4 separate regions of the Mus musculus genome follow, and all the other regions are linked to region 4. The links are chromatin loops, found by intact Hi-C in ENCODE. Cell type or tissue: left cerebral cortex. All regions are shown on one strand. Region 1 overlaps Gm30097 (a long non-coding RNA gene). Region 2 holds the start of Rbm46 (RNA binding motif protein 46). Region 3 has its middle 3.2 kb from the start of Map9. Region 4 holds the start of Plrg1 (pleiotropic regulator 1).

Region 1 (5,000 bases), 55 kb after region 4:
AGCACTGAGCCATTACTATTAGATGTTACTATGACATGCACAAACCATTAAATGCAGTTTGGGGCAGAGAAAATGAACATGAATCTGTTTCCAGGACGAGTCAAAGAAAGGAAAGACAACTTATATTAGCTTGAAAAACAACTGTCCCCAGAAAATCTGTCCACAGTTACCCAGAAGGTGGCTCCCATACAAGTGGCATCCCGATGTCACCAGATGCAGAGACACAACCTGACATTGCTGGCAGTGTAGCCCAGGGAGCCACCCCAGAACCTGGGCATCTGGGTCTGACGTAGAGAAGCATTTTTGGAAGAGTCAGAGTGAACCAAATTAAGCAGGTCTGTTGATTAAGTACAAAGAAAGTTGCATGGGAAGAGAGGCTCACAGGTAGTAAGCACTCAGCAGTGAGTCTGCGTGTGGTGCCGGGGTTTGAAATGACTTAATCTACAACCAGGTCAAGATGTTAAGGAAAGTATCTGCTACCACGTTGACTTTTCCTGAACGGTGAGTTCTGGTTCGTGGCGGATCGTGCAGGGCTCCAGCGGGTGCAGGGAACACTAACCGTGCTGAACACGTTGAGCAAAGAAAGCCTTCCTTTGAAAGTAGGTCACAAAGAGGGTAGACTTGAGGCATGGTCTTTTGACAATCACGCTTGCAATGTTTCTCAGAAAAGTGGAGACAGGGAGGTCTGGTCAGTTCTGGTGAAACTCCTGGGTGTCAGCCAGGAGGACAAGAAGAGCCAGGGTGAGAGTGGGGGTGGGAGCACACCTATTCTCGTGTCTCTTCTATCTGTCCCCTAGCTATCCTGACACAGAGCAGATAGAGGCATGCACTGAAACTTTTTGACTGAAAGGGACGTTATGTGCTTATTTTTCAAAAAGGCAAAGAGAAACTGTAACATTTTAAAACAAACCCCAATAGACTGGTGCCCATAAAACAAGCCTCTGGAGCCCTAGAAGGCCGCCACGCTAATAAACAAACAAGCAAATAAATATTCAGGAGCTGCTGTTATCCTGTTCCCTTGATTTGCTGTATGAAAATAAAAGGTGAGAAGGCTACACACTGGCCTCTGGGCTGTATCTGCTTGCTTGGAATGAACGACTCTCTATAATAGTGAGCAGAATCAAGCTGAATGAACATTCTAGGCGTGGCAAGCAAAGGAATTTATAGCATGGTACTGTGGAGCTTTAGCACCAACCTAGGCAGATGGCTTTAAGTGTGTGGTTAGAGAGAGCCTGAACGGTAGAGAAAGCGGGCTGATCTTCACCTAACCCAGTCCCTGGTGGAGTCTGCCTTCGATCTTCACCTAATCCAGTCCCTGGTGGAGTCGGCCTCCGCTCCTTTACTGCAGCCCTTCTCATTCACTTGGGCCCACTTAAAGCTCAGGCCACGGCCTTCCAAGAGGTTGATTCACACACTCCCCTACTGACTTGGAGCTGAGCCTCAGGCTGCTCCCCTGCCCTCTTTTGCCCTATGAGGGGGTAGGCCAAAACCACCAGGCAAGTTCTGACCCGGGCTCAGTTTAGGGTCCAGATTCTGACCCTACTAATGCTAGCAACAAGGGGATTTTGAGAATGAGCAGCCCGTGAGTTGATGGGGGTAAGGCCGGCTTCTGAGATGTGAAAACATAAAAGAGCCCAAGAGCAGAAGTCAGATCTGAACTGGAGAGCTTAAATAGGGCTGGGAGCGTAGCTCATTGGTAGAGGATGTGTGGGTCCTGTACCCTCCGTAGCCCACCAGCTCAGTCCCCAGCATGCAAAACAAACACCGCCAACCAATTAGAAAAAGAAACAATGGCTGGCTCCTGCCTCAATTCCTTGCTGATGTAAAGACTGTCAGCCCCACAAAATAATAATAATATTTCATAACACAGAATGGATTAGTCGTTTTCAGTATTTCAGCTTCTGTGGAGTCAGAGATGGGGAGGCCACCAAGGTTTTGCAAGTTAATGTACTCTGTGAAGTGAATCTCTTCATCCGAATTTCTGAGCAGCATGGAAGAATGTACTGTGCAGAATTGCGGACGGATTGTCTAGCACATGTCATTCCAGACCTCTAGGGTTGCACAGGCTTATTAGACTTAGTGATCAGAATACCAAGAACGTGTAAGACCTATGGCAGACAGTCTAATATTTAATGCTATACTGCCACCTTCTGGTGGAGTGATTTTGAACACTAGCTACAAATGTCACCTTCCTACACCCAACCTGCTGCATAGATTGTTACAGATTAAGGAATCTTCTCTTTGTTCTTTTTGTATGCGTATGAATTCTTGTATGAATGTAATATTTCTCTATTTACATTAGGTCATGAGATGGAGCGGTAGATATCATGGCATGGCCTTTAAATCAGAATTTTGATATACTTATGCGTGGGAGAGACTAGGGTGTCAAACTGGCCCTGATGGAGTCACAGATTCACTGTGCAGTTGAAGGTCTGTCCAGCTATTGTTAGCAGGTGTGTAAAAGTGCAAGAACCCCCATTTATGTCAGCTTTTTCACTATTGATTTTCCCCCAAGAAGCTGGCACCCTCAATCCAAAAGCTTGCTGACAGTAGAGTCATGTTTTTACGAATCCAGTTGTTTGGAACACATTCCAAATGAGCATATTTTTAGCCGTGTAAAACCCACTTGCTTCACGTACAGAAAAATACACCCAATATCTGCTGGCCAAGGATAAGACCTCATTCAGCTTCAGCTGTTTCATGTTCACTGACACAGAGCCACCTGATGGGCTGATGAAGGACATCATCTAAATATTAATGCCCCCTTCAGTTTCCCTTCTCCCAGAGCTCTTTGCTCTCCTCTCCTTCTTGGTAGTGTTTCATACCCAAATGGCCAATAGTCTTGAAGGTCCCATACTGTATGGATTCGCCTGTTACCAGAGATGTTAGAATCAGAGTCTGGGCATTGGGAGCCCGAACAGGCTAGTCTCAGCCACAAGTTCTCAATAGGACTGTTAAGATGGAATAGAGTACAAATCAGAAAGAGATGACTGAGTGACTATATGGGGAGAAGAACCAATGAGCAGTCCAGTGACATCCCTGGGGTCCTGACATCCCTGGGGTCCAGTGACATCCCTGGGGTCCTGACATCCCTGGGGTCCAGTGACATCCCTGGGGTCCTGACATCCCTGGGGTCCAGTGACATCCCTGGGGTCCAGTGACATCCCTGGGGTCCTGACATCCCTGGGGTTCTGACATCTCTAAGGTCCAGTGACATCCTGGGGTGTGGGACGCCCAACTTGCCAGCAAGTAAGACGCCACAACAGGATCTTTCTGCAACACGTTTATTGGGAGAGCATGGACTGCGTAGGCGAAAGACCCTGAGCCCCAGAAATGGCGCTGCTAATATAGGCCTAGGAGTGACGTGTCCATACCTGATTGGTTATGCTACCAGTACCTCATTAATATGCCTCGGGCCAGGCAGTGACTCGGCAAAAAACTCTTATGCACATGCGCACATTGGTTGTTTACCCATATTCATGGGTGTTGGCTTATTGAAACCAGCGCCATCTTGTAATGGCGTTTGGGGCTTCCCACACTGGGGTCCTGACATCCCTGGGGTCCAGTGACATCCCTGGGGTGCAGCGACATAAACATGAGGCTTATGTTTAATGAGAAGGAGAGGCGCATGCGTCCCTAAGCAGTCCTGGCCAGGCTGTGGCTCGGCCCACTATCATCTGTTCAGCTCTGTTTTCTCCTGCAAGGTAGTCAGACAAGTTGCGAGAACTGTGTGAGGTCTCTTTCCAGGAGACAAATCCTTTTCTGTGGCTAGCACCAAGGTTGTAGCCCTTTCCTCTTCCCAACATGGAATCCTTGAAGGAAATTTAAATTCGTGGAGATCCACATTCTCTGCAGTCTGATGGCCGAAGAGCAGTGCACAGTGTCTCTCTCTTCTCCCTTTAAAATCCTGTTGCTCCCAGGATGCTCGCCCCACCCCACCGTGCAATCTTGTCAAATGCTGCCCCATTAAGCCCACCGATGACAGCTTCTTTCAAAAACATTTTTATTTTAAATCAGGATTCCACTCCTCAAGAGCCTCTAGAGACTTGCACCATCATACAAGAGAGGCCTCACCTCACGCAAGAGAACGCAGGAGAAAGCAGAGGCAGTCATAAAGAAGGTAACCTGAGCAGTTTGTGTGGTCATGGCCCTGCTTGTGCTTCCTTTCCACAGAGCAGCACTGTTTCCCGAAGAGGCACACAGAGGATTTGAGGCCACCTGTGTCCCTGGACTTCCATTCCCAGGGTGTCCTGAAAGGCACAAGAAGGATGACTCTGAGGATGAGTACTTTAGGGCCATGTCATCCTAGCCGTGGGCCAAATGGCCAATCCTAAGTGTGTGTGTGTGTGTGTGTGTGTGTGTGTGTGTGTGTGTGTGTGTGTGTGTGTACTCAAAGGGGCAATTAGGGGCAAGGAGGGACAATGTGGGTCTAACCTGGAAGCTCACAGGGTCAGTGTTTGAAGGTCAGTGTTAGGAAGGGCTCGCCCTCAGGCTACTTGGGAGACTGGGGGAGGAGAACAATAAAAGTTCAAGGACTGCCTGAGTTTAAAGCCCACTCAAGCAACTTAGTGAGATCTGGTGTCAAAATAAAAGCTACTGATGCATCAGCAGGGCTTAAAATGCATGGGGTGGTGGGATGCAAGTCTCCGTACTGGAAAGCTTTTTCTCATTGGAGAGTGAATGGTTATCTAAGGTCAGGCCTCTTTCCTTTTTTCTTTTCTTCCCTCCAGTTCCACTTAAGAGCTCTGTGGCCTGGAATAACCTCTACTCTTGTTTCTTCGTCTTTAAAATGAAGAGAGTAGTGCCTGCTCTCTAGGTTTGTTGAGACACTTCAACCAAATCAGAGGTGCGTTTAGCTAATGGCGAATGGGGGCTATTTAGCATGAACACTGGGCTAGACTGCCTGGTTTCAATGCCAGCTTTATAGGTTAACTCCCATCTGGAAGGCTTTGAGACACACACCTCTCCCCCATGTCCCTCAACTGTAAGCTCAGATAATT
Region 2 (5,000 bases), 180 kb after region 4:
CTGGGTGTTATCGCAAGCATCTGGAAAACCCAAGTAGAACCTGGTAAAGAAAGTCCACAGAGCTCAATAGCAGGGTTTCAGAAAACTGCCAGTCTGGGCTCAGCGGAAATGTCAGCACTCTTGGGGGTGGGGGCAGGGTTCAAAGGGTAGTTTACTAAAGCACAGGGTCTTGCTAGAAAGCTGATCCTGAGGGCCTGCTGGTTCCACTTAAATCCCTAGAACACCCGCCATTGTATTTTGGTTTTCTTCTATGATACCACTATCTAATAAGGGAGATATTATCAAAAATTATTTCTAGCTCTATAGGAGTAAAATCTACTGAGAAAAAAAGTTTGGGTGTTTCTTAATTATTTATTCAACCCACTAATTTTTGTGTGTTTCTTGATAATTTAGTTACATTGTGCTACCATATTTTTTCATGTTTCCTGGCTCTTTTATTGGGTCTTCCCTGGGGGGAATTCTTTCTGATAAAATAGGAGGATCCTGATTGGGTGAAACCATTGGCAAATGATGTCAGACTCCAGTTTCTTGAATGTAAGTAGGTGTTCCTAACTTCCAGCGAGGATCCTGAGGTTTCTACTGTGTTGTGCTGGTCAGCAGACCATGAAGATGTGCTCGGTAGGTTAATCTAGAGACTGCAGCTCTCCATCTTCCGAGCAGCAGTTTCAGGCTTATAGTTCCTCCTGCACATCAGGATTTGGTCCCCCCCCCCACAATGCTTATTATAGAAGCTTGTTGTGGTTTGAGTATGAATGAGTGGGCTCATCTGTACAGTGTTTGGTCCCAGGTGGCAGTGCAAAGCTGTGGTTGGAGGTGAGTCTAGCTAAAGGAAGTCTAGCTGGAGGCATGACTCTGAACAGCATATTGGGTCCAAGGCCCTTTCCTCTGTCCATCACAGTGAGAAGTCTTTGCAACATGTTCCTGATAGTAACTAGTAACTAGTATAAACCGGAGAAGTCTGGCTTCATCAGAACTCCCTCCAATTTGTACTGATGTTTACTGAGGCTCTGGCAATGGGTTGGATTCCTTGTCATTGATCTACATACAAAGATCTTGATTTCTGTTTTGCTGACATAAAAGCAAGGTTCTCGATCCTAGGGCAATACAGACAGGACATAAAGATACCCCATTTCTGTCACCAGAAAAGTCATTGCTGAAGCACCTACCTTCCCTTAGAGTCCTCTTGATAATGGCTCCTGGTTCAGTGATGGGGCATTCATGGCATTTAGACATTCTGTTGTAGAAAGTCTCACACCACCAAGAGAGAGAGAGTGGGCCAGTGTGCTGGAATTGTAACTGTAACGCCATCGTAAAAACAAAACAAAACACACACTTCTGAGAGGGTATCCGCTTGACTAAAGAGTAACCACAGCAAAGCAGGGCTGTTTCCTGTGCTACTATCCTGTTCTATGCTACGGCTAAGACTTCTAGAAACACACAGGCAGTCGCCACGTTTTTCGATCTTTGCCATGAAGACCAGAGACGGATGGAGGAATCTCTAGCGACACACTGACCTTTGGGTAGAAAATTCACCTTTATTTCTATCAGGCCTAAACTGGAAAGAAAACGTTTTATAAGGACTTTCCATTACTTTTTTTTTTTAACCTTTGGAAGTTTGTATATTATAGGACATTTATGAACCTAACCTCTAAATAATCCCGAAGCTTATATTTCATAAGGGGAAAATAGACGTATATACATCCAAGCTACTCTAACCAATTATTTTATACATCCTTTCCATTTTAAAGAATATTTATTAATTTTAAACTATGTAAAGGTGTGTTTGTGTGTGTGTGTGTGTGCGTGTGGGTATGTGCCCACAGAAGCCAGAGGTGGTCTATCTCCTAGAGGCAGAGTTACAGACAGTTAAAACCATTGGGATTGAATGTGGCTCCTCTGGAAGAACAGCCAGGGTTGGTTCTTAAATGCTGAACCTTTTCTCCTGGTCCCTTCCACTGTTTAACCATTTCTTTCCATTCCCACAGACAGCATAATTTCCCTTTGAGCTGCTGATAGATTTTCTCCTGTTTTCGCCATCAGCAAAGGCTTATCCCAATTCTGGCTTCTTTTCAGACAAAAGAACACCTGCATTTCACATCTTTCTTCATTTGGGTCATCTTTCCCCATAAAGCATCTAAAAATTTCTATTTTGCAGTCTATTCTTAAAGAATTCTCGTAGCATAAAGGTTTCAGATGCCCTCTTCTTGGAAACTTAAGAAATAAAGGCTATTCCTTTATGTTTTGGTTGCAGAAGGCATAAATCTTTTATAGCAGTCAATGAAAAATACATCTGCTAATAAAATTTGCTCAGTTTCTTTAAGACTTTGAGGGAGAGGATGTACCCTGTAACTTGAGTCTTTAACATTGTCTTTCTAAAGCAAGTTTCTAAGGCCTCACTCTAATGACCTTTATGAAACTCTTGTTCACTTGGTTTCCTTTATACTGGGGATGGGGTGTGAAAAGAGAACACACTGGAAATGTTAAGTAGTCCTCCAGGCTACCTCCAAGACCTCATTCACACCTCACAATAAAATATCGCCACCTACTGGCTTCTACAGGCTCCTACAACGACGCTTAAAATCAGCTAGTCTGTAAAATCAAGTCTGTAAAATTCAGACATGAAAATGAATGTGAAGAACCTTTCTTTCCTGGACAAAACAAAACAAACGAACAATGTTTAACAAACCTTCCTCTTGTAGTTTTTGAGGTTAAAAAAATCTTTAAAAACAAAGCCAAACTAGTGTATTAGATGTGGCTCAGGCTTTCAACTTGTTTGGAAAATACTGTGCAGAGCAGAGTTTAGGAATAACTGCTTTCCGAGTTACCAACGCCTCCCAGGTATTGTGCATAGCGTTCTCCTTGGGGGGCACCTTTTGGGATAGTAACATATCACAAGCCGCTTGATGCACACGTTGTGTAAACGCCCACAGCTCTCTTGAGTCGGTTTCCCTGTCTGTAAAACATGCTATAACTTAGTTTTAAAAACCCTGTGAGAACGGACGAAGATGCCCTGGAACTGCTTTTGGCACGTAGAAACATAAAAGGGCTAAAACTCTGTTAACGTTATTTACGATCCCAGTCTCATCATATCTGTTTTAAGGGGAATCAGAAATTAAGGGGCCACCCCTCCCATCCTCATTTACAAAAGTCCCCATGACTGTTTTGCACCCAACAAGGCGTTCAATCAAGATTTGCAAACTTCATCCAGCCAGACAAAGAACTTTCTCAACCTACCTACATCTCCCTTAAGGGAAGCACTGCAAGTTCACTTTGTAACTTTTGTTTAGTAACGCCTTCAAGTCTTCCACGCGCCAAACTTCACTCGCCCAGACTGGCTTTTCTCCTCCTGATTGGCCAGCGAGCGTGCCACTCCAAGTCCCTTTCGCCTGTCGCAAGTGCCTCCTCCGGCCTCAAGCCTCAGTCCCGCCTCCTCGCCCCCACCGGCGGCCGCTGATTGGTCGAGGTGGGGCCACTCCACGTGAGGCACGCTAGGCTGAGGCGAAGAGCCCGTGGCCCCGAGGCGCGAGGACAGCACGAGCGCCACTGGCCACGCCCTGCCCCGTCCGGCCCCGCGGCGACTCCTCTGACCACCGCTTCCGCCCGCAGCGCCGATCCGAAGCTCTGGCGGCGGTTTGTGCTCGTTGGTCCAGGGATTTTTAGGTCTGGCCTCTGAAGACCCGACGGGGTGAGGCGGGAATGGGAGCTGCGGGGGTGACCGGCAAACCGCTGCCAACGGCCGCAGTCGGGGGTGCCCTCGTGCGGGGTCCGGGGCGCCACCGTCGGGCGGTGTCCGCGGGCTGGCCTGCGCGGCCGCCCCGTCGACAGCGGCTCCGGGGTCTCGGGCTCCCTGCGCGGCCGCCCCGTCGACAGCGGCTCTCGGGTCTCGGGCTCCCTGCGCGGCTGCCCAGTCGGCAGAAGCTCCGGGACCTCGGGGTCCTGGCCGCTGCTTCCCGACCTCGCTGGCCTCCCGTCGCCGTTGTGTCCGCTCGCCGCGCCGCCCAGAGTTCCTAGCGGGGGCCGGGCCTCGAACTTTCCGCCGCCCCGACTGGGAAGCGGCCGGGCTGCCTAGGGGATCTGCGTGAGTGGTTGTCGGGAGCCAACTGCCCGACGGGCCGGATAACACTCTTAGTGCAGCCTGGGGTGAGGGAGGACCACGGAGCCGGTCCAGGGGCCCGGTGGATGCTGGTGGACTGGCTTCCTGGTGAATTTATGAGAAGGGGACCCCAGGGGACTCAGAAAAAGCACCTCATTTAGCCTTCTAGAATTAGGTTAAAACCAGGAAGCACTATAGGTAGCATCAAGGTGGTAACAGCCCATCATTTATGAATATGCATGTGGAAATAGGCTAATTTAAATAACTAGCAGTTTTCATTTCAAGGGATTAGGGCAATGAGATGCTTCAGAAACTTCCTTTGTAGTCATAAGAATCAACCTTAGCGCTGTGATAGGTAGATTTGTTTTTAAGTATACCTGTTTAAAATATTGTCTCAATCACTAACTGTGCCACTGAGGACATTCGGATCTTGTTAGCACTGTATTTGCCAAATAACCAACTAATGCCTTATTTCCTGCGTGTGGCCATGTTTTAAGTGCTAATTTTCATATAAGAGTCTTGGACTTTAAAATATTAATGCCAAAATTATAAAACAGCTCATGTAAGGTGCAAACATCCTTATAAAGTAAGAAATATTAAAACCAAGAATATATATTCAACTGTGTATGGGTGAAGTTACGCTTTAAGCGTTCAGTGGTATTGTTTTCATTGGTGGAAAACTTAAGAGGTACCAGAAGTTAAGAAAGGATTGCAAATAAGTAATTTGTGTAAATTAAAAATTTTTAATGCTGTTAACTTTAATATCTGTTGGTTGGTAAGGTAAAAAGATAAGGGGAAATGTGATTTCTGTGTTCAAATTAATAAGACTTCAAATGACACTACAGATGACAGTGTCTTTAGTCAGGAAAGCATTTATAGGTATCTCTCATAAACTGAAAGAGCACAT
Region 3 (5,000 bases), 700 kb after region 4:
CAGGGGAGAAGGCTGGAAAAAGTACTGCTGACAGTATCACTATCTTTGCCATTTAATAATTTATTAATACACAAAACACTTAAACTTTTAAAGTTACACAGACTTCATCTATTTTTAACTTGAAAAAGGTATGTCGAAATCAATTCATTAACAAGTGACTAAACTTGTTTCTGTATCTCCACAATGTTTCTTTTAAAAAATAACCCTGACAAATAGATCTTTAAATACACAAAAACAAATATGAAGTTCAGTGAGAAAAAGGTTTCTAAGTAATATTTGCAATAACTCCTTTAAAAAGCCTAGTTTAAGTTTTTCAACTTGTTCTTGGTTGGTAAATTTGTTTTGGCTAATTATGTTGTTTTTAACTATTTTTAAGTGAATATCTGCATAAGGAAAAGATTTTCTATTTTCACCAGTTACTGTTAGCTTTTCTATCCTACATTTTATTAACATCTATGATTCTGATAAAGGCCCTGTACCCACGGCGGGTACCCAAATGGGAAGAACTAATTTTTAGATAATGTGTAAGGGCTCTATTCATTTGGTATTCATTTAACTGATATAACTTTAATGTAGGCATGACTTACAAAAATAAACTTACAACAACATCAATGATAGAGAACACTGAGTTCCCAGCTACCAATAGGGCCGGGTTGCACACAATGGGAATGGGTTTCGGATGGTTGTTTGCCACAAGCACAAAGTGAGAGGCTCTAAAGAGAATTCTTTCTAGCAGCAATTCAGTTGTTACACATGTGAGTTTGAGTTGAGTACTAAGTATGGGAGAGAAGGCTGGACCTGAAGTCCAGTATATGGACCCACCTAACCATGGTTTTGAGTGGCTCAGCACAGGAACTGCTTTTAGTTAGTGCTCAAGATAATTTACTGTCAGTGATTCTTCAGGTTGCCTTTTGGTTTTGGTGTGTGTGTGTCTTTGTGTGTGTGCATGTGTGCACCTGCATGAGCACCTGTGCATGCCTGCATGTGTTTGGGCAGGATATAGGGTAGACGAAGACCCCTTTTCATATCACAAAGAAATTGAGATGTGACTTTTATTCAGCAGTTCCTAATCCTCGCTTAGCACAAAGTTAGTTGTTCTGTGGCTTGTGGTACAGGTTAGAGATCAGAAAAAATTGTTTAAAGGAACAAGGGTCTGTGCTCACAATCATCATGGGAGCAGTCTATGGGCACTGGATGGTATGCTGTAAGACATGAGTCCCCACAGCTCTTGCAGGTTGAAGGCTGAGTTCAGATACAAGTTGCAGAATTGTGGGGGGAAGGCACTGTGGCCAGGGAGAGACTCACAAAGGGGAACATCAGAGTCACAAGGAAAGCCACCTCATTGTAGTGATCTGTGGTGACTTAAGTGTATTTTTTTCTGTATGTGGGAAAAACTTAACATCACTATTTGAAAGAAATATCAACATTATCAAAATTAAAATGGAGTCACTTTGGTCAACCTTAAACTTAAAAGCAAATAATGAGCCAGGCAGTGGTGATGCACGCCTTTAATCCCAGCACTTGGGAGGCAGAGGCAGGCAGATTTCTGAGTTTGAGGCCAGCCGGGTCTACAGAGTGAGTTCCAGGACAGCCAGGGCTACACAAAGAAACCCTGTGTCAAAAAGACAAAACAAACAAAAAGCAAACAATGCTTTGATGTTGTGAAAGAAGGTGTCTGCATGGTTGACTGATACCACTAAAGATGGCCATAACCCTCTGCTTCAGATGTCACCCAGACCAGAAGTACTTCTGCAAGACATCTGCGGCCAGCACCTATCTGTTCAGACTGGAAATGACATCCCACTTTTTATTAACCAGAGACTGAAGATTATTGTTTCAAAATACCCCATTTGGGTCCTGTTCTCCAAGGTCCTTTCATGCGTCCATAATTTACATGTTCAGATCACAATGTTCTGCTGTTACTAAACAAGTCCTTTTTTAATTTTGGAGAATCTCTCTGTTTTGAGAAAAGCAAGTTGATAAATATAACTATGTACTTTTGCATGTTACATAAAGATATGTTTTATACAGCAAGAGAAACATGATTCTTTATTGTAAAATGGAACTCACTTTGAGCAAACTGTCTTTGTCATTAGGTTTATGTGCTAAGTCAGTAGTCACTACAGATGCTGTTCTTGTTAGAAACGTGGTCTGAGTGGATACTAGAACATTTGCTAACTCTATTGGGCCCACTATAATTCTTTCTGCTTTAGTAATTATTTATTTTAAACTTTATCTACCTTTGTGAAATATCTCCTTTTTGTATATTCACATTTTATAGGTGAGAAAATAAAGCAAACTTAGTTTTTCTCAGTATATTTATTTCAGTTATTAATGAACAGAGAAAAACTGGACCCAGTTAGGCTAATGTAGAACTGGTGCTCTTAACTAACAGTCTAAGTGGATAGCCCTGCCACCAGAGCTAATTCCTAACACCTGTAAAATATATTGCTTTATTTGTTTTTAATTAGATTGATTTTTACAGTATGTAGGAAATATCCCCTATGATTTTGGAGAAACCAACATAACCACAGGAATCTTCACAAAAGTGCAGGGTACCAGATGTGGCCATAGTGAAAACGGAGGTTGGAGAGACGCAGGACCATAGCCAGGCGATTCGATCAGCTTTTATGAATTCTCCTTTATATCCTTCAGACTTGCAGCCCCATCTACCCATTGCAGATGAAACCAATGACAGACCAAGGGCATTACTTGCCCCGTCTCTAGTTTGTTGAACCAACTAGAGCTTATTAGATTTACTTACAGAAGCATGTATGACTGCAGCAAATCCATCACTAACAAGTCCACTCCAGCATGACCAGTGGCATACCAGAGCTGCATCATTACAGTTCCCTATATAACTTGTGCAAAGCTACATCAAATGGTTCCATCTCTCCCAACCATTGTTTGCTACTTGTATAAATATTGCGGAGGGGCAGTCCTCAGGAGTTGTAATTGTCCTGTGAGTCTGCACCCTTTCCCTATTGTCTATGAGGGAATGTTTCGATCTGGAGTGAAGTTACACAGCGTCTCAATCTGTGAACTGTAGAGAGCAAATATGCATTGCTTGTAAATAACTGTGTTTTAACATGCTATGGGAGCACAAGGAGTCTATAAAGCATAAGACATCTATGGGGTTGACCCTAGCTTTGATTCCTACCAGTTGGGGATACAGAGACTGAAGTGGACATCTTCTATAGCCACACAGGACTTCCAGTGGAGGGAGGGGGACACCAACCCACATACAAAACCTTTGACCTAAAATTTGTCCTGCCTCCAAGATACACAGGGATTAAAGATGGAGCAGAGATTGAGGGAACAGCCAACCAATGACTGCCCCAGCTTGAGACCCATCCCATGTGAGAGAAGCAGCCCCTGACACTATTAATGACACTCTGCTATGCTTGCAGGCAGAAGCCTAGCATAACTGTCTCCTGAGAGGCTTCATCCAGCATCGGATGGAAACAGATGCAGAGACCCACAGCCAAACATCAGGTGGAGCTTGGGAAGTCTTGTGGAAGAGCAGGGGATGGGATTGAGTGACCTGGAGGGATCAAGGACATGAAAGAAGACCTACAGAGTCAACTAATCTGGGCCCATGGGGGTGCTCACAGAGACTGAAACACCAACCAAAGAGCATACAGAGGCTTGATCTAGGACCCTTACACACCTGTAGCAAATATGTAGCCTGGTCTTCGTGTAGGTTCCCTAACAATTGGAGTGGGGGCTGTCTCTGGCTCTCTGGCCTGCCACTGGATTCCATTTCCCTAGCTGGACTGCCTGGTTGGGCCTCAGTGGGAGAGGATGAGCTTAGTCCTGCTGGGACTCGATGTCTCAGGATGAGGTGGTACTCAGGGGGGCTTTCCCTTCTCTGAGGAGATAAGGAGGGGATAATAGAGGAGAGTATTTGTAAGGGCTGTGACTGGGATATAAAGTGAATAAAAAAATAAGTTACTGGGGGAAAAAAAAAGAAATTATGTCACTTCCAAGCCAAAGTTACTTTCATATACATGATTCTTAAATCAAGATTCTGTGTTTATAATGGAAAAACTAAGTAGAAGATAGGCTGTTCTTATATTAACAGGTTTAGTTTCTGTTCGTGCATGTTACACATAGTGAGAAAGCAAGTGTAGTTATGAACCATGCACTTAAAATTTTAGTCTCTAGGGAAATGGAAGCAGTTAAGATTGTATCATACTAAATAACGGTAATTTTAACTATCAGAGGAGAGACTAGCTAGAGTACAGAAGAAGAACCAAGAAACAAGTCAGGAGAATAACATTGCCCAGGAAGCTATGGCTTCAGCTTAGGGCAGATGTGACACAAACAAACTATCCAGACAGAGGGAGTGGAATGAGAAAGGGTAAAAAGAGTCTAAATAGTTACACTGAAATTCCCCTAAAGGTGTGTGTGCTAGGCCAAAGAGGAGCAGCAGTGTGCTGGGTCAAGGCGTATGTCAGGAGGGGAGTGAGCCCAAGAAAATAAGGACAGGGAACACAGAATGGGGCAAGAAATGGAACCCTTGGGAAACATCGATGGGATGCAGACAGGTGGTATGTGGCACAGCAAGTCAAGCATCTGCTACAGGAAGAGAGAGAACCCGAAGAGAAGAACGGTTTCCAGTGAGTGAGTGGCCAGTACTGTCCACTGGCCAGCTGAAGAGAAAGGAAATGTATTGGGAGATCACAGGGCCAGGTCATGTCCAGGTGGGCAACACATGCTTCACAGGGAGGTAGAGTGGAGTTGCACCAGCCCATGAGAGTCCCGAATACTCATCCAGTTTCAACTTGGCTTTCGGTGACATCAAGGTGACAGCTTTAAATCAGCTATGGTGGATTTTAACGTGGCAAATAGCAGCGTGCTATAAATCAAGGCTTTCCCTTCAGACTCCCATCCAAGAGTCAAACATTCCCCAGCACTTAACTTGACAAGGAAGAAAGTGAAGCTTACAGGCGAGCGTGGAACGAGGAGTGAGGAGGGACAGAGATTCGTTCCTGAAG
Region 4 (5,000 bases):
GTTAGGCTAGACTCGGAGGACTGCAGTGGACCTGGAACGCAGTGGGTGGGAGTAAGAAACGTTTGGGATACGCAAGAACAAACAAACAAACAAAATCAAGAACCGCACGCCTCTACTGCGGTAGAGATGAAATAACAGTGGAACTGACAAGACAGCACGGACTAGCATCCCAGCCACGGTGGGAACATCAGAAGCCCCGCCTCCCAGGAGACGGCCAGGTACCTACGACAACACACGGACTGCAGGATTCCCTCAGGCTTCCCGCCGACTGAAGCTCGGACTTGGGATGTCATCGGCCTTCCTCCCACCCCGACGTGCCGAGACCACCAGCTTTGACTACAGTTCCTTTCCCCAGATTCCCACCACTTTCATCCTACACTTCCGTGGGCAAAGCAAAGCTCCAGGGACAAACGACTCCCAAGTACCCAAGCATCACTTTACCTCCACCATGTCGCCGCCGTTTAGTCTACCCCTCCAGCAGCGAAGGAACTCAAATAATCGCCGCAGAAAACGCCGCCACTATTCGGCAGCTCTTTCCGGAGATTGGGGCCCGTCGCCGGACGTGACGCTAACCGCACATGCGTATTGGCAACCCGCCGCGCAGGGGTCGAGGGGCGGAGTCTAGCGGTGGAGGGCGGAAGCTAGGCGGAGTTGCGCGGAGCCTCTTGGAGGAGAGCGGGACTTCGGCAGCCGCTGGGCGGGACTGGGGCGGGGTTTGGGCGGGGACGAACGATGTCTCCAGGCAGAAGGGCGGGTCTCGGCGGAGCTGGGCGGAGTCTCCTGCCTGAGGGCGGAGATTTCAGCCGGAGCTAAGGGAGCGCGCCAGCCTTAACGTTTAGGGGCGGTACCTGCTTCCAGAAGCTTGGTGCTCCTTACTTGGAGGTTTTAAGCAAGCAACTTTTTCGTTTCTTTTCTTTTTTTCGAGACAGGGTTTCTCTATGTAGCCCTGGCTGTCCTGGAACTCACTCTGTAGACCAGGCTGGCCTCGAACTCAGAAATCCTCCTGCTTCTGCCTCCCAAGTGCAGAGATTAAAGGCGTGCGCCGCCACCACTGTCCAGCTTAAACAAGCAATTAAAAAAAAAAAAAAAAAAAGGTTGAGAACTTAAGTTGGTTTTATTTTATTTGGCTTGACGCTAAAGTGTTGAGGTTTTGTGATTTACCCAGGTTAAAAATAAATCTGTGGCTTATATGATCGATCGTTTTCAAATGTTTTCTGTATTGATGTAGTTGCTATTTGCGATCTTAAGGCGTTTTCACAGATTGTGCGTCTTCCTGAACTGTGGTTAAGTTCACGGATACCGTCCTCAGAATACTGCGAATACTTTGAGAAGGATGAAACGTAGCGCCGATACAGCAATGCTCTCGCTCGATTTATATTTTAATTCATTAAAAACATGAAGGTCGTGTTTTTAACCTGAAAATGGACATTTCTAGTCTTTTTAGTTTTGAGCCTTAACGTCAGCGCCATCTTTGTAGCCCGCAAGTAGTCATTTCTAAATGTGAATGTGAGTTTAGCCAAAGGATCTTATTTTCTGTAAAAGTGGCTAATGTTTGTGCACGTTGCAAGGAAATAGTAATAGCCATAGAAAAGAACATTTTAAATCACAAAACACTAAGGAAATGTAAGAAAGACCTTAATGTATCTATGTTAATATAACTACTAGACAACTCTCATTAAACTTGTGAGATACCTTAGTCATCCTGAACACAGCTTATGCAAGGCTCATAAGGGCAGTCTACTGAGGTAAACCACACTAGGTTTTACTCTTCTTACAGCTCTTGAATTAAGCCACCCGTGTGAAAATTTCCTTCTTAAATGAATAGCTTGGGTGATCCTATTATCTAGTCATGAGACCCATAAATCACACATATCATACACAGATCTCCTGTTCATATAGGAACCTGGGTTTTTCTGTTTGCTATGGCCTCCCTCCTATTTTCTTGTATTTGAAGGGATCCAGGATCTTTGGCTGGTTAGGAGTCCCAGTTCAGAGGTGTTGGCGCACGCCTTTAATCCCAGTACTGAGGAGGCAGAGGCAGTCGGATCTCTGAGTTCCAGGATAGCCAGGGCCAGAACTACACAGAGAATAAAACCAAAACAAACGAAAAGAATAAGATGTACGTGTCTTTAAAAGTAAGCAAAAACCTGCTCTGGCTAACCTTGCGAGCTGCCTTTTCTGGACAGTAGAGGTCACTATGGCTCTTCATAAGTGTGCAGAGGACACTTTCTTTAAGCAAACATGACAAATTATTTACGAATATAAATATGAATGCTGCGTTTGTATGTGTGAAAACAATCGTGCAGATTTTAAGGAAAGCCGTTTTTTCATTAACAAAGCTGTTTTTTTTTCATTCAGTAATACAAATCCTTTCAATCTCCTTCAATTAGTGTACCTTGCCTGTTGAGCAATGATCAGTGAGGTAGAATGTGGCCTGGTACAACTGGGACAAGCAGAAGGCCTGACAGGTTTAACTGAAGAGTCGAAAGTCTAAGCAGAGACTGCAGTAGCTGAGTCTTCCCTCTGCAATGCTGCTGTGAATGAGAAACCAAGTCAGTGGATCTGATTCTCCGCTTACTTCCTTTACAGATTCCAATCTGCTTAAGAGACTCTGATAGGACTAGCAGGAGGTAGGGCTAGCATACCCACTCTTGGTCACCTGTCGCGTCCAGCATACTGACAGGACCACTGTAGAACCAGTCCTGAACTCCAAAGACATCCCTAAAGCTTGTGGTGGTTGGTCTCAACAGAAGCAGAGAAGCAGCCTTTTCTTGCTATCGCTCCTATGATCCGTATCTGGTCAGATGAGAGAATGTCCTCTTGTCCCTGCCCCCATGGCTCCTTATCAGCTACACACAAGGATCAGCAGAGGGATCAACAAAGGAAGCTGTCAGCAGAGACAGCGACCTCCTACTCTTTCGTTTTTTGTTTTTTGTGGTTTTTGTTTTGTTTTCTGAGACAGGGTTTCTCTGTGTAGCCCTGGCTGTCCTGGAACTCACTCTGTAGACCAGGCTGGCCTCGAACCCAGAAATCTGCCTGCCTCTGCCTCCCAAGTGCTGGGATTAAAGGCATGCTCCACCACCGCCCAGCGACCTCCTACTCTTTATGCCTGCCACAGACCTTCTCCTACCGCCACGCTGTTCTGATGTTTGTGCCAGAAGTTCAGCTTGGCCTTCAACTCTTACTCTTCAGTTGTAGTTAAGAGAAGCATGCTAAAAAGACTAATGACTGTAACGTTTGCAATCGCATGCCCGAGTAAACAAGCAGAGTCACTGATAGGTCTTATCTGTTTATCCATGCATATACTTATAAACTCACTCAACGGATACATTTGAAATACGCCAGGTGCAAGGTGTGCGATGCAAGCACTCATTGCTACTCAGCCCCTAGTTGCAAGTTCAGAAGCCCTTTTCATTTTAATGTCCATTTCCCTCCGAAGGTTGGTACCCAAGTCACGAAGCAAAAGCCTCCTCTCACTCTGTACCGTTCAGCACGGGTTGCTGTGGCTAACTTCTATTTCCTGTCTTTCCCCATAAACTCATGGCCCTCGTCTCCTTTGTTCACCGAACTATCCCGCCTGGCACAAAGGAGGAACTCAAAATGGCTGCCTAGTTCAAATTGCCTTGTGCAGTGTAGTCTAGGCCTCACATGAACTGAAAAACAGTCACAAGAAGTGTCTTGAAAACTTGGGGTGGGGGTGGGTGTGTCGCACGCCTTTGTCTTTGGTGCCAGGAAGCAGTTGGGCAAGATGGGTCATCTGTTTTCTCTGTCACCGATTGACTGCCCTTGACTTACAAAAGAAGATCACCCAGTGTGAGGAACACTGCACTATTGACTTAGCAAACAGCACTCCCTTTGCTCTCCACCAATGACAGCGGAGTGTAAAAGCACTTAAGTATTTCAGTATGTTTCTTCTCCTTGGATGGAATCGTCTGCTTGGGGCCATTAGACAACTCAGAGTGCTGTTTAAATGGCTATAACTCTAGAGATTACAAAACTAAAAGTTACAAGCTATCACCTACATCTGTCACATGGCTATGAACATCCACGTATATCCTATATACCTGGTTGAAAACTATGAATGAAAGAAATGAATAAGCAAAAATGAGGGTGCCTACCAGAGACACTGTAATAACCATAGATGAGCTAGTCCCAAACAGCAGCAACAGCAAACAGAAAGTACACGTAAAATTCTATAGCTCGCACATGCATTCCATTGGGCACCATAGTTTAGTGGGCACAAAACACGGCCTGTTGAGTTGGACTTGCTCAAGTCTGGTACCAGCATTTGCCACCTCTGTGCCTGTAAGTAGTTAACCTCTGATCCTCAGCTCTATCATCTGTACAAAGTAGTTGTTTTAAGAATTAAATAGGCTAAATGAACATTGGCTAGGCACATATCCATGAGGGTCAGTTCACATGTTTAATCCGTGATTAATGATTTGAATGCCTTGTTCCTAAGTGTATTCCCAGCTCCTCCCACATCATCTGTCCTTTTGGAGGCCCACAGGCACTGTGTGGGGAATGACTGTTAAAGCTCAGAATGCCAGTCCAAGCAGCTTGAAGAGGTGGCTGAAGGAACTTGCATGTTGAACAAGATCTGCCTTATGTATGCAGAGACACTAAAAACACACAGACTTACACAATGCACTCTCACTAGGAGATGACCTGTCAGAGACTGGAAATTTAGTAAGACCATACATCTCAAAAAATTATTGAACTTCTTCAACATAGTTCTTTTAACATCAGCAACAGTTTAAATGTCACAGTGATGAAATCCTGCCCAGATCATTAGGAAGAGTTGGTTTTTTAAAAATCAATTATATTTTGAAGGTATATCCTCATATCTTACTTACTTTTACTGTCAGATTATATATTTCTCTAAGGAAAAATAAAGAAACTCTGTGTATGCTATTCACCCTGACAAATGAAGCATAAGTTTGGAAAGAAGTCATTGTTTTCCTGTATCTAAGGTCAGCCTTTGTTTGGACACTCTAGGT

Evidence for each region. A loop is a pair of places that touch in the nucleus more often than their neighbours do. Peaks named below come from ENCODE experiments on the same cell type or tissue, not always from the same donor. Only the 100,000 strongest peaks of a DNase experiment are listed, where the experiment ranks them.
Region 1: it touches region 4 in a loop (9-fold over the local background); 31 of 42 quality-filtered maps call a loop at or near these places.
Region 2: it touches region 4 in a loop (11-fold over the local background); 15 of 42 quality-filtered maps call a loop at or near these places.
Region 3: it touches region 4 in a loop (5-fold over the local background); 19 of 42 quality-filtered maps call a loop at or near these places.

What each region holds. Positions count from the first base shown.
Region 1 is chr3:82,996,347-83,001,346 of GRCm38, reverse strand. Gm30097 (a long non-coding RNA gene) reads left to right here. Exons shown (of 5, transcript XR_375748.2): 2 at 4,018-4,120. Among named protein-coding and RNA genes, the nearest start is that of Fgg, 8.9 kb to the left of the region's middle. In left cerebral cortex, a CTCF peak has its summit at 2,148 (motif pointing left); a DNase peak (open chromatin) is centred at 2,129.
Region 2 is chr3:82,874,993-82,879,992 of GRCm38, reverse strand. It overlaps Rbm46 (RNA binding motif protein 46), which reads left to right and starts at 3,510. Exons shown (of 6, transcript NM_001277170.1): 1 at 3,510-3,685. It overlaps Rbm46os (RNA binding motif protein 46, opposite strand), which reads right to left and starts at 3,288. Exons shown (of 4, transcript NR_040382.1): 1 at 3,235-3,288; 2 at 1,167-1,296. In left cerebral cortex, a CTCF peak has its summit at 2,566 (motif pointing left); DNase peaks (open chromatin) are centred at 2,533 and 3,412; H3K4me3 peaks cover 354 bases.
Region 3 is chr3:82,352,399-82,357,398 of GRCm38, reverse strand. No RefSeq gene overlaps it. Among named protein-coding and RNA genes, the nearest start is that of Map9, 3.2 kb to the left of the region's middle. In left cerebral cortex, no CTCF peak of the experiment used is centred here; DNase peaks (open chromatin) are centred at 1,907 and 2,087; H3K4me3 peaks cover 128 bases; H3K27ac peaks cover 1,342 bases.
Region 4 is chr3:83,051,096-83,056,095 of GRCm38, reverse strand. Plrg1 (pleiotropic regulator 1) reads right to left here and starts at 558. Exons shown (of 15, transcript NM_016784.3): 1 at 442-558. The coding sequence starts at 450. In left cerebral cortex, CTCF peaks have their summits at 616 and 2,178 (motif pointing right); DNase peaks (open chromatin) are centred at 227, 654, 2,129 and 3,260; H3K4me3 peaks cover 1,285 bases; H3K27ac peaks cover 479 bases.